Linked DNA regions of Homo sapiens: region 2 is linked to region 1. A link is an interaction called in ENCODE POLR2A ChIA-PET data of the cell type or tissue named here. Cell type or tissue: K562. All regions are shown on one strand. Each heading gives the region's core, and the rest is flanking DNA. Links, peaks and the distances in the headings are about the cores only. Region 1 overlaps SLAMF7 (SLAM family member 7). Region 2 overlaps ARHGAP30 (Rho GTPase activating protein 30).

Region 1 (7,386 bases), core at 2,387-7,386:
AGTTTAAAAGCATAAATTATAATCTTGATTAACACTTTTGTTTTTGAGACAGAGTCTCACTCTGTTGCCCAGGCGGGATTGCAGTGGCACGATCTCAGCTCACTACAACCTCCACGTCCTGGGTTCAAGTGATTGTCTTGCCTCAGAGTGATTGTCTTTCTTCAGCCTCCTGAGTAGCTGGGAGTCCAGGTGTGTGCCATCTTACCTAGCTAATTTTTGTGTTTTTAGTAGAGGTGGGGTTTTCACCATGTTGGCCAGGCTGATCTTGAACTCCTGACCTCAAGTGATCTGCCCGCCTCTGCCTCCCAAAGTGCTGGATTGCAGGCATGAGCCACCACACCCAGCCTTGTTTAACTCTTAAAACAACTTTTTGAAGAAACATTCTTTATATCCCTATCTTACGGATCAGGAATGTGAGGCACAGTGGGGGTAAATGACTTACTCAAGCCACCTAGTAAGAGGCAGAGTACACACCAAAACCCACAGGGTCGAGACCTTGAAGGGCATATTTTATAGATGAGAAAACTAAATAGTAGAAATGATAAGAACTTATTCAAGGCTGATAGAAATACAAAAACTAAGACTAAATCCTTAAAGGTGAGGCAGGTTAGGTAGTCAAGGAAGTAACAGTGTTCTCAGGAGGCAGTAACTCTGGTGACCCTACAGTCAATACAATAAGCCTCAGCATTCACATTGTAATTGAGCTCATTTAAGCAAAGCTATCTTCAGTGAGGACTTTCCGCTGTAGAGAGCATGCGGATTTTGATTTTACTTGTTCTCAAACTGACCCTTTGCTCATTATAATAGTAAAAAACACACCCATGGGTGGAGATTTAAGATGCTAATGAGACACGAGATTTATGAAGAAGCATGTATAGCTACTGTGCACGTCCACCCAGAGGACCACCAAGAACATGGTTACTAGTAACACCTCTTCCCACCCTCTTATGAATAATCATGTAAGACTCCCATAAAGGGGGTCTCCCCAGTGCCAGTCTTTGCTGTCTCATCCTTATGGGCAGCCCACCCTGAATTTTCCTTCTCTCAGAATGTACTGTCTTTTCTGCACTTAACTGTCAAAATATTCTTATTCTTTTGCAATCAATTACCCTATGCTGTATTTCCTTTGCTGTGTATCTCTCATATAAATTCTTTTAAACTAAGTAGACAAGAACTGAGGTCTCACATCAGCTGTCAACAAAGGTGTTCTCCTTAAAAGTACAAAACCCAAAGTTATTTCCCCTTCTGCCTCTTAACATAAAGTGTCAGGGTGAAATTTTTAAATGGAATTTTTATTAATTCAGTCATGAAAAGCACAAATGAAAGAAGCAAAGCCAACAAAACAGCCAAGCTATAGGATCCTGACAGTTCTAATGATGCTACTGCAAGGCTACATGGTGACTTTTGTGGTTCCTGTGTACTTTTGACCTTGTTGGTCCTTCTTCCATAAGAAATATTAAAAATCATATTTCATGACTGTGTTGGTATAAAATGAATGTGATCCGGGCTGGATTCATTATATATTCATTGTTATTGTTATTGCTATATTCATTTCTCTTCTGATTTTAAAAGAAATTAAAATTAAAACTATCGTGGGCCTTATGTACAGTGTCTCCTGTGTGTAATTGGCCCTGTGAGACTGACCAAGCATCCAGGCTCTGTTTCATTTCACAGCCTGCTCTCTTAGACACAATCTTTTCTTCTACTCCAGTACTGATGTAACTCATGCCTTTTCTAGTAAAAGGACAAATTCCTATACAGACATATCCAGATATCAAAAATTGCTTCATTAGAGATTTATTTCTTTGGTCCCTGTTAAAATCAAATATCTTGGCAAGGGTTTCCAAATTATAAGAGTTGTCATGTATTAAATGTTTATTCTGCACCAAACGTTTATTGTAAAGAGTATGCCTAACACTCAAAGCAATCCTGCAAATTAGGCATTTTGACCCTTTTACACAAGGATCAGCAACCTATAACCCATAGGCTAAATCTGGTCCACTGCCTGTTTTTGTAAATACAATTGTACTGGAACACAGCCAGGCTCTTTCATTTACATATTGTCTATGGATCCTTTTTCACTACAAAGGCTGAGTTAAATAATTGTGACCATGATTTATTGTCTGTAAAGCCTAAAATATTTATTCTCTGGCCCTTTTCAGAAAAAATTTGCTAACTCCTGACTTCATGAGAAAATTGAGATTCAAACAACGACAACAACAAATAACAACAGCTAAGTAACTTATCCAAGGGCACAAAGCTAGCAGGTGACGATTTGAGGATTTAACCCAATGTCTCTCCAGCTCTGGGACCTGGACTGTTTTCACTATGGCTCAATTTGAAGGCCCCCTGGCGTTTGTACCAGCTCCAGCCTTCTCCCTCACTCCCCTTCTCCATCCCCCTAAGGGACTCTAGTGTCAATTTCAAAGCCCTTGGGTGCCATTGGACCATAATTTCCCTTCTTGTCCTCTGGTGACCTTCCCTCAAGCATAAACTGCCCTACCAGTGCCCCAGGGTGAGGAAATCTGATGCTACCAAATGGTGACCCACTCCCTTGCTTACAGATCTGAAGTCTCTGCCAACGTTTTGCTAAATTTATCTCCAAAGTACTGATTCCTCTTCTTGGGTATGTATCTTTTAGGAGCTGATTTCTCTTTTCAAACATTTTTCCCTCTAAAATGTATCAGTTGGTACATATATACTTTGGATTACTCAAGCTTTTATTAAATCATCCCATTAAGTAATCTGATTTTTTAAAAAAACTGTTCTCTATGCTTCCTTAATATTAAGGCCGGGATGGTTTTTCGACTGCTCTCTTTGTTCATCTTTAGGAGTGTCAAGTCCAAATAGTGCCAGGAAATGTTACAGACAAAATCAATTTTATTCTGAAATTTTGATCAGTTAATGCATTTGTTCTTTTACTTCAACAGCAGAGATGAAAGGGGTGAATCTTATGAAGTCAAATAAAGATTGGGTATCATTTGGCCCCAAATGGGTACAGTTTCTACACTTAGGGCAACCTTCAAGTAATTTCATTTTCACATTTCATTTTGAAGCTATAATTTAAGGTGAGGAAGTGGCAAAACTACAAAGATGTGGCTTTAGTTGCTAGCATGCAACTACTCTTTTCACATGCAATTACTCTTTTCACGCTTCCACACACGTAGTGCTGTATTCTCAGGGTAAATGCCAAGGGACATGACTCGTGTGGGATATAAGAAAATGTTGCCAAACGCATTGTTTCTTGTTAGAATACAGTTTGAGAGTGAGACAGGGCAAATTACCAACATGAGCCTATAGATGGAGTATATTGTTCTATCTTAAATGTATCTTCAGGGTGAGACAAGGGGTAACGAAAGAAAACAGTAGCTCCATGCCATTCTCGGAATGTGGGTTCAGAGGACAGGGGCAAGGTTGGAGATTCCTAACCAGTTTTGCTTCTGCTTCTCAGCTGACTACGAAAAGGGATCCAGAAACAAGACACTTCTTTTTTCAGTTGTCCAAGGCTGAACTGAAGCTCTTCTTTCTGTGATGGTTTTGCACCTGCAGTGTGTGACCCTATAGAGTTTTACCATATCTAAGCAGGTCACACTTGTCAGATTCAGTCATTCCTTCTTTTAACAAGAATTTATTTAGTTCTCATTGTTTAGGAGCTGAGGGTATAACTGGGGAGCAAGACAGTCATAATTCTGGCACTTACGGAGTTGGTAGATAGTCATTAAATAAATAACTACATGTGTTATGGAAAGGGAAGATGCTGGAATTGGTGGCTTATGCCTGTAATCCCAGCACTTTGGGAGGCTGAAGCAGGAGGATCACTTGAGGTCAGGAGTTTGAGACCAGGCTGGGCAACATAGCCAGACCTTGTCTTTACAAAAAATGAAAAAATTAGTTGGGCGTGGTGGCATTCACCTGTGGTCCCAGATACTCGAGAGGCTGAGGTGGGAGGATTCCTTGAACCCAGAAGGTGGAGGCTGCAGTGAGCCGTGATCGTGCCACTGCACTCCACCCTGGATGACAGAGTGAGACCCTGGAGACAGAGTGGCTACCAACCTCTACCCACAAGACTCGAGAGGATTGGGTCCCATGATATTCATCCACTCTCCTCAGGTGCCAACCTTCTACCTGAGTCAGTGCAGTGAAGGTTGTAACCTGCCTCTTTTACATCCATTTTACCCCTTCCTCATTCCGTACAAGCCAAATGGTTTGGGCTACCCAGTTCAGGTGGTAGCCCTTCTCATGTACAGTAATTAGTTCAGGGGTGTCACATGACATGGGTTGACTGCGTAAGGCCAGGATGACAATGTATTGCTGTGGAAAGATATGCAGCTGGGACTGCCACTCACATGTGGCCACCACACAAACATCCCGGCCTCCTCCCTCCCCTGATCCTCAGCTCACTTTCTACCTCACACTCTTGTTTGTGCTTTATCCTCCTCTCTGTTCATGTAAATCTTATTCAAACCCTGTATCTAATTCAAAGCTCTTCCCTGAGGAAGCCTCCAACTCTTCCTCTCACACATCCCCTGAAAATTTACCACTAATTTCACTTCATTGACACTTTAAATTCTCCAGAAAGAAATATCCTCCCTTGGTGGTCGCTGCATATATCATTTTGCTGTGGATTAGCCAATGATTGGTCCACAGGATTAGAGGCCAGATCACCCAATGATGGGGTCACCAAGTCCTGCCCAGAGAGGGGTAGAGGTCGCTTCTCCTCCTCCAGCATGTGGCAGAGGGAGAAAGGGCTCTGGCCTAACTGGGAGTCAGGGTCCATTCTGGGTCCATTCTGCCGCCTCCGTAGTCATAACTCCAGCAGCAAACACCTGGTGTCACTCTGTGGTTTGTAAGCCAGATCAGTGGGCATCCTCTCTCCTGATCCTTAGAACAGCCCCGTGAGATACAGCCTAAGCCCTGCTTTATAAATTGGGATACTGGAGTTTTGAGAAGTGGGGTGACTTTCCTAAAGCCCCAATGAAGAAATGTTGGAAGAGGGAAGAGGAGTTAGTTCCTCTGCCTCAGTGGTCTGTGTTGTTTCCAATATTGCTTCACCACTTACCACTTCGAGTTTTGGTTTCTGAACCCTCATACGAGAAATAAATAACAACATTTAGTTTCCAGGCATTTGGGGAAGATGAAGTGTGAATACAGATTTGAAAGCATTTTGAGAAGTACAGAGTAGCCTAACGAGAAGGTGGGATGCGGGTGACAAGGTCAGGAAATGAGAGCATGAGAGTCAGGCCTTGAGGAGGCTTCCCATCTTTTGGTTTTATTTCTGCACAGATAGCTAAAAATGAGAAACAGAGATATCCCAAAACACCTTTGGATGGCTTCTCAGCAAAGTAAGCCAGAAAGTTAAGACGGCCATGAGCATTCCCCACTACATCCCCCGCCTGCCTTTGAAGGTGGAGGGAGCTGGGGCAGGAGACCCTTTGTCTTTTGCCCCAGCCAAGACTCAGATGTCTTTGCATCAGGAGGAGTCAGCTGTGAGATTTCCTCTGTAACAGGAAGGGATAACAGGTCCTGCCCTTTGTCACCTTCCTTTCCTCTTGGTTGTCACCTCCTCCCCTGTCCTGTCCCCTAGAGTCTCAAGAGTTGAGTGGAGGGAAGGAGCCCGATTATGAGGAAGATACATTATCAGTGCAGCCAGAACCAAGGGATGGTGATAAAGCAGGAAGACTTTGGGGGAGGGGAGAGTGGAAAAGCCTGCCTCCTGCTTGCCAACCCCGTCCCCAAGCACTTCTCTGAACACTTGGTGCCTCTGTCCAAATGTAGCAGTGTGTTGTGGCACTCTCCTCATGAAAACCATGAACCAGAGCATCTCAGAGCTTGGAGGAGTCTTAGGGATTACTTAGTCCAATCCCATTTCACAGATAAGAAGGCTGATATTCAGAAGGTTATGGTGATGTTTCCCAAACCAGTGGAAGGCCAGGATTAGGAGCCAAGGCTCCTAAGGCAGGATTTCACAGACTGTGCCCCATGGCGCCACCTTTGGAGGCTGTGGCAGTGCCTCAGTGTATTTCTTGGGAGCTCAGGAGGAGGTTTAAGGGGTGAGCGTAGGATAGGAGGCTATGGGACTTGCTTCCGTTAGGCTTCAACTCTATACATTGGAGTCATTTATTTGTTTTTTTCTGTGTAAAATTTCATTCCATAAAAGGAAACCATGGATTTAAAAAAAAAGGCAAAAAAAACCCAAAGTGGTTTGAAATCTATTGCACTTTACTCAAGTCCCCCTTAACGAATGTACTCACGAAAGAGCAGTGTAATTCAATGCCACACAAGGCAGCCACAGACAGAGGCTTGAAAGTTTCCCGCTTCACCACACACCTTTCCCATCACTCTAGCCCTAACCGACCACATTCACATTTAGGTTGCTCACCACTCTGCTCCTCACTCATCTCCTGCCCCCTCTTCCTTGTTTCTTCTGGTTCTTTTCAACACTCTCCCAATTCCCCTCACCCACTTTTTTGTTTTCTTTTTATTGATTGTCTCCTTGACACTACTGTATCATCAAATCATTGGCAGATTACTGTGCCCATTTTTCAGATGAGAATACTGAGGCCATGAGAACTGCTTCATGGACCCTCTGAGTTTAGCCAGGGTGGCCCCCTGTTGGTACACCCATATCCCAGAAACAGAGCTACCCGTTCTTCTCGGGCCTTTCCAGTTTCTACCTCAGATTTATGTACCTGGAGAGGGAAGAAACCCCAACTGGTACTCCCTGAGGAAGATTCAGCTCAAATGCACATGTAGTGAGCATCTCTTTGGTGCCAGGTCCAGTGATAGACGGCTTGTTATGATTAAAAGAGCACTAGCTTTCTAGCTTTCTAAACTCAATCTCTGGCTACCTTATAAATGCTGTGTTATCTTGCCCAAGAAGCGTGATCTCTCTGCTGAGCCTAAGTTTCCTCAACTGTAAAACAGGGATAATGATATCTGTCTTACAGACTCATGAGGAGGTGGTATGAAAAACACCTGCGATGTAGTAACTTAATAAATGGTGATTATTTTAATAATTATTTTGCATTTGATATGTCATTTAAAATGTCACAATAATTCTGCAACTTAGATTTCATTCTCTGTTACACACCTGAGAAGAGCAAGGCTCAGAAGGGAAGAGTAATTTGCCTACAATAATACAGCTACTAAGTCAAACCAAGGATGCGCTTGTCCAGTGCCAGGATTTGTTCCACTGCCCTGCCCACTGGAAGTTCCAGGACAATCTCTGTCTCCTTTCAGCCTCAGGAGGTACACTACACAGGCTGCCTCTGGAGGAGGGCAGAGGGGGACCTGCATGGCAGTTTTTCATACTTGTGCTCTTTCGCTGACTGATTTCAGATGGACACCTGTAGCTTTCAAAGTCTCTATAATTTTCCCCAACCCCTC
Region 2 (6,240 bases), core at 1-5,000, 310 kb before region 1:
TTTATTTTATTTTATTTATTTTATTTTATTTTATTTTATTTTATTTTATTTTATTATTTTATTTTATTTTAATTTTAAGATGGAGTCTCACTCTGTTGCCCAGGCTGGAGTATAGTGGTGCAATCTTGGCTCACTGCAACCTCCGCCTCCCAGGTTCAAGTGATTCTCCTGCCTCAGCCTCCCGAGTAGCTGGAGAGCCCGCCACAATGCCTGGCTAATTTTTTGTATTTTTGGTAGAGACAGGGTTTCACCATGTTGGCCAGGCTGGTCTTGAATCCCTGACCTCAAGTGATTCACCCACCTCAGCCTCCCAAAGTGTTGGAATTACAGGCATGAGCCCCTGCGCCCAGCCTGTTTTTTGTTTTTTGAGACAGGGTCTCCTTCGGTCACCCAGGCCGGAGTGCAGTGGTGTGATCACAGCTCACTGCAACCTCAATCTCCCAGGCTCAAGTGATCCTCCTACCTCAGCCTCCTGAGTAGATGGGACTACAGGCGTGCACCACCATGCCTGGCTGATTTTTAAAATTTTTAGTAGAGACAAGGTCTTGCTGTGTTGCCCACGCTGGTCTCAAGCTCCTAAGCTTAAGAAATCCTCCCAACTCAGCTCCCAAAGTGCTGGTGTTACAGGTGTGAGTCACTGTGCCCAGCCTGAACATCTTTTAAATGCGAAAACACATGAAAAATATGCTATTTTGAATTGAGTAACACTTTAAAAATAAGTTGCACTTTATTGAGCATAAGAGCACTGAGAGACCCTAAATCCTAGCAGCACCCTGCTCAGTCCACACCGGCTAGGTTGGGGTGGGGGACAGCTTTCCTGGACACACTGAAATAACTCTGTGGTCCCTGGGGCACCCACAGGGTGGCGCCACTGAAGTATCCCAGTACCAGAGCTCTACGGATGGAGGATGGTAAGGCAGCGAGTTGCCAAGTTCACAAAAGCTATTAAGTGGCATAACCAAAATTCAGCTGCCATCTTCGTGGACCCCAATTCTGAGCTCTCTCTACCAAGTCAGTGCACCGCAGATGATGTAGGATGGGGTAGCACAGAGTCCAGTGCACATTGTTCCTGAGAACTTGGTTACAAGCTCTGGGGAGTAAGCAGGGGCATTGCTGGGTCACTGATTCCTGCTTCTTGCACTCTTCTCAATCAGGAGGCTGTAGGAGTGCAATTGGAACCTGAGCGCTTGGTCAAGATCCTAGAGGTGCTTCGGGAACTCCCTGTCCCAAACTACAGGTATGTGACACTCCATATCTGCCCAGCAACCTGAGACAACTCATTCACTCGCTGCCTGGAGCCTTAACTGGGTCCTACTGCTCCCAGGTCCCAGCCCTAATGCCTGCCCTGGGCATTCCCTGTGTGATCCCTGCCCCCGCTTTCTGCAGGACCCTGGAGTTCCTCATGAGGCACTTGGTACACATGGCCTCATTCAGTGCCCAGACCAACATGCATGCTCGCAACCTGGCCATCGTGTGGGCTCCCAACCTGCTGAGGTAGGTGCCTGTGTGAGCAGTGTATGGGGATCCTGTGAGACACTGGCCTTTGGGAGGCTGCTCCCAGGATGAGGTGTGACTGTGTGGGTACACTGGAGAAGGGTGTAGGGCTCACAAAGCCCAGTGAGAAAAGAAGGTTCAAGATCATGGTGGGTCGGATGGGCCCCATCTATTTTAGTCCCTTCTCTGTGATCAAATAAAGTCCCTAAAAGGCAGGACTTTTGTGTTTTCCTACAGTGTGTCACTGAGCTCAGGGACTGGAACATAACAGTTCCATATCAATTTTTTGTTTGTTTTTGAGACAGAGTCTTGCTCTGTTGCCCAGGCTGGAGAGCAGCGGTGCGATCTCAACTCACTGCAAACTCCGCTTCCTGGGTTCAAGGGATTCTCGTGCCTCAGCCTCCTGAGTAGCTGGGATTACAGGCATGAGCCACCATGCCTGGCTAATTTTTGTATTTTTAGTAGAGAGAAGGGGTTTCACCATGTTGGTCAGGCTGATCTTGAACTCCTGACCTCAGGTGATCCACCCACCTCCTCCCTGTGCAAGTGCTAGGATTACAGGTGTGAGCCACTCTGTCCGGCCTCACGCCAAATGTTTGTTGAGCAAAACGTCTTGCAGTCTGTTGGCTGTGCTCACTGTGCATATCACTCACTGTGGTCCAAGACAGACTATGAGAAGTCCTGTAATTCATTATAAAATTCATTATAAACTAGACACCCTGGTGTGCAAAGGAAATAGAGATTAATCCTGAGGCGGGTGTCCAAGAAGGCTTCCTTCCTAGAAGTCTTCAAGTGGCATTTGAGAATTGGAAGAATTATGCATACAATTTAAGAGGTAGAGAAGGGGTTAAGGTCATTCGAGAGAGAGAGAGAGAGAGAGAGAGAGAGAGAGAGAGAGAGAGAATAAGGTATTTTCAGGGAGAATCTGGATTGGGAAGTTTGGTGGGGCTGAGGGGGAGAATAATTCCACATCTCCACAGGTCTAAGGACATAGAGGCCTCAGGCTTCAATGGGACAGCGGCCTTCATGGAGGTGCGGGTACAATCCATCGTCGTGGAGTTCATCCTCACACACGTGGACCAGCTCTTTGGGGGTGCTGCCCTCTCTGGTCAGTGTCCTTCCTGCCCTCCACATATCCCACTGTTGGGGAGTCAAGTTAGTTACAGAGAGCCTTGAAGATCACCTACTTCAGCTGAGTCTCATACAGGGATGTTGGTAGTGGCCACATGGAGAGAACCCTGGGGAGATAATTGTGCAGTCAGGACTTGAGAAGACTTCTTCTGCTGTCAGTCTAGGGCATGGCTTGACCTCTGAGTCACCATCCTGGCTCCCAAGGCTAGTGATGGCTCATATCCACCCCCAGCCCACCAGGCCAACGTTCTCGGATCTCCCAGCCCTCTTTGTCCATGAGGGCACTCTTTTGAGGTGATGGACATGGAGGCACTGTCTTCAGGGGCTTCTGAATATATCCCTAACCTGGTAGTTGGCGAGGGGTGATGAAGGATTGGGTGCCTGAGGTCCCTCTCTTGGCTCTGTTCCTGGCTGGCCAATTCCTTTTCTTTTCCCAGGTGGTGAGGTGGAGAGTGGGTGGCGATCGCTTCCAGGGACCCGGGCATCAGGCAGCCCCGAGGACCTTATGCCCAGGCCACTGCCTTATCACCTGCCTAGCATACTGCAGGCTGGCGATGGACCCCCACAGATGCGGCCCTACCATACTATCATCGAGATTGCAGAGCACAAGTAAGGCCTCCTTCCTGGGCCTTCCTCCCCTGCACCGACCTTCATGTTCCAACCTCCAATTATGCCCCTCCATTCTTTGTAGGAGGAAGGGGTCTTTGAAGGTCAGGAAGTGGAGGTCTATCTTCAATTTAGGTCGCTCTGGCCATGAGACTAAGCGTAAACTTCCACGGGGGGCTGAGGACAGGGGTAAGTCTGGGGAGATGGGGGGAGCTCTGCTGAGGGTGCACAAGGCCCTGGCTCTACACACATCCCTGTCTTACAGAGGATAAATCCAACAAGGGGACACTGCGGCCAGCCAAAAGCATGGACTCACTGAGTGCTGCAGCTGGGGCCAGTGATGGTGAGTATAGGGGTGCATTTCTGTGTGTATGTGTGTGTGCTATGTGACCAGCGTGGGCTTGTGTGTACATGCAGCCAACTGTGTTCAATAATTTCAAAAAATATTTAATGAGTGCCTATTATATACCAGCCACATTGTAAATGTAGCTGAATGCTACGGTGAGTTGATTGTCTAATCTATGACTTTGTTGATGAGTGTTCGTATGGGATGGGACAGCATGGGTATGTGGTGGTGGTGGTGGTGGTGGTGGTGGTGGTGGTGGTGGTGGTGGTGGTGGTGGTGGTGGTGGTGGTGGTGGTGGTGGTGGTGGTGGTGGTGACAACGGCCAGTGACTGTATCTGCAGGGAAGGAAGGGAGTTCCCTAGGTATGTGAAGGTGAGGTGATCTTTGACCTACTGGCTGGGTGAAAAGTTTGCAGTAGTGATCAAAAGAAGCTGGGCCTGGTGCCTTCCAGGCTATCGTTGCTTTCAAGCCTGAGAAAGCAGAGAGCATTCTCCAGAGCCTTCTTGAGATGTCTAGGCCCCTTGGAGTTTAGGCTATTGCCTACCTGGCCCTCTTTTTCCTCCACAGAGCCAGAGGGGCTGGTGGGGCCCAGCAGCCCCCGGCCAAGCCCATTGCTGCCTGAGAGCTTGGAGAACGATTCTATAGAGGCAGCAGAGGGTGAACAGGAGCCTGAGGCAGAAGCACTGGGTGGCACAAACTCTGAACCAGGCACACCACGAGCTGGGCGGTCAGCCATCCGGGCTGGGGGCAGCAGCCGTGCAGAACGCTGTGCTGGTGTCCACATCTCAGACCCCTACAATGTCAACCTCCCGCTACACATCACCTCTATCCTCAGTGTGCCCCCGAACATCATCTCTAACGTTTCCTTGGCCAGGCTCACCCGTGGCCTTGAGTGCCCTGCTCTACAGCACCGGCCAAGCCCTGCCTCTGGCCCTGGCCCTGGCCCTGGCCTTGGCCCTGGCCCCCCAGGTGAGGACCCATTGATTGACCAAGACTAGGAAAGGGGACTGGAACTCTAGGCTGAAGCTCTGATGCTGGAAGATCCACCCTAGGAAGGGCAGAGGCCTCAGCCCTTGGGCTTTGGGGTGGTTACCTTTAGCTGCCTCCCTAGATTCAGGATTAGGGAAATCCAGTAATATTATCAGGCTATGTGAAATCTATGGAGAGGAGATCTCTAGCAGCCTTCAGAACATTGATGTACCCAAGAATAGGGGCCTGTGTCAGAAACATACAGCAGGGATTACTAAGGACAAATGTGGGAATATATAATAGATGGATGGGTAACAATAATAGTAACATCAATACTATCAGCTAACATTTAGCAAGAGTTTATTAAGTACCAGCCAGGCGCCGTGGCTCATGCCTGTAAACCCAGCACTTTGGGATGCCTAGGCAGGCAGATCACCTGAGGTCAGGAGTTCAAGACCAGCCTGCCCAACATGGCGAAACCCCATCTCTACTAAAAATGCAAAAAACTGGCCAGGTGTGGTGGCAGATGCCTGCGGTCCCAGCTCCTTGGGAGGCTGAGGCAGGAGAATCGCTTGAACCCAGGAGGCAGAGGCTGCAGCGAGCCGAGATCACGCCACTGCACTCTAGCCTGGGCGACAAGAGCAAAACTCTGTCTCAAATTAAAAAAAAAAAAACAAAAAACAGTTTATTAAGTACCAAGTGCTAGGCCAGGCACGGTGGCTCACACCTGTAATCCCAACACTTTGGGAAGCTGAGGAGGGTGGATCACTGGAGGTCAGGAGTTCGAGACCAGCCTGGTCAACATGGTGAAACCCCGTCTCTACTAAAAAAAATTAAAAAAAAATTAGCCAGGCGTGCGTGGTGAGGCATGCCTGTAATCCCAGAGACTCAGAAGGCTGAGGCAGGAGAATTGGTTCAACCCAGGAGGTGGAGGTTGCAGTGAGCTGAGATTGCGCCACTGCACTCCAGCCTGGGAGACATAGCAAGACTCCGTCTCAAAAAAAAAAAAAAAAAAAAAGGTCCAAGTGCTGTGATTGCAGGATTGGTTTGTTTCATTTTCTCATAATCTTATGACATAGGTATTGTTAGCCTTATGTTACAGCAGTGGAAACTGAGACTTAGGTTAATCAATTTGCAATTGATTTAGGTAGAAGTAGCAGAGCTAGGATCTGATCCTTGCTCTGACTCCAGTTCCTGAAGTGTCACTCATGAGAAGTCCTGAGGCAGGATAGGATAGTGGGTAAGAACATGGGCTATAGAGTTAAGTAGACTTGGGTTCAAATTTTGGCTGTACTGCTTATTCATTACATGACCTTAGACAAATTGCTTAATCTCTCTGAGCCTCAGTTTCCTCATATGTAAAATGAGGACAATACCCCACATAATAGTTTGGAGGAAAAAATGCCAATGCATTGTAAAATACATAGCACAGTGCTTGGCACCTGGTAGGGTCTCAATTAAGGTAGCAAGCCAATAACTAGGGACATTGGTCTGAAAGGATCAGTCATGCAGAGTAGCAATGCTGGGAGTGCTGGGCCCCTGCTATATCAATGCTAGGAGGACTCACACTGAAAAGGGTCAGGGCTTGACCTTTGTATTCCTGGGACTACTTCTCCCCCAACAGATGAAAAGTTGGAAGCAAGTCCAGCCTCAAGTCCCCTGGCAGACTCAGGCCCAGACGACTTGGCTCCTGC

The links. ChIA-PET counts read pairs that join two places held together with the same protein. Peaks named below come from ENCODE experiments on the same cell type or tissue, not always from the same donor. Only the 100,000 strongest peaks of a DNase experiment are listed, where the experiment ranks them.
Region 2: POLR2A ChIA-PET joins it to region 1 with 6 read pairs; 2 of 35 experiments call an interaction of 5 or more read pairs at or near these places.

What each region holds. Positions count from the first base shown.
Region 1 is chr1:160,740,358-160,747,743 of GRCh38, reverse strand. The region is part of intron 1 of SLAMF7 (SLAM family member 7); the gene reads right to left. Among named protein-coding and RNA genes, the nearest start is that of SLAMF7, 4.8 kb to the right of the region's middle. RefSeq lists an enhancer at 5,336-5,415. In K562, for the core only: no CTCF peak of the experiment used is centred there; no DNase peak of the experiment used is centred there; H3K27me3 peaks cover 476 bases.
Region 2 is chr1:161,049,620-161,055,859 of GRCh38, reverse strand. ARHGAP30 (Rho GTPase activating protein 30) reads left to right here. Exons shown (of 12, transcript NM_001025598.2): 4 at 1,155-1,237; 5 at 1,387-1,494; 6 at 2,475-2,602; 7 at 3,063-3,234; 8 at 3,317-3,420; 9 at 3,497-3,574; 10 at 4,145-4,546; 11 at 6,171-6,240. Among named protein-coding and RNA genes, the nearest start is that of USF1, 6.8 kb to the right of the region's middle. In K562, for the core only: a CTCF peak has its summit at 861 (motif pointing right); a DNase peak (open chromatin) is centred at 2,789.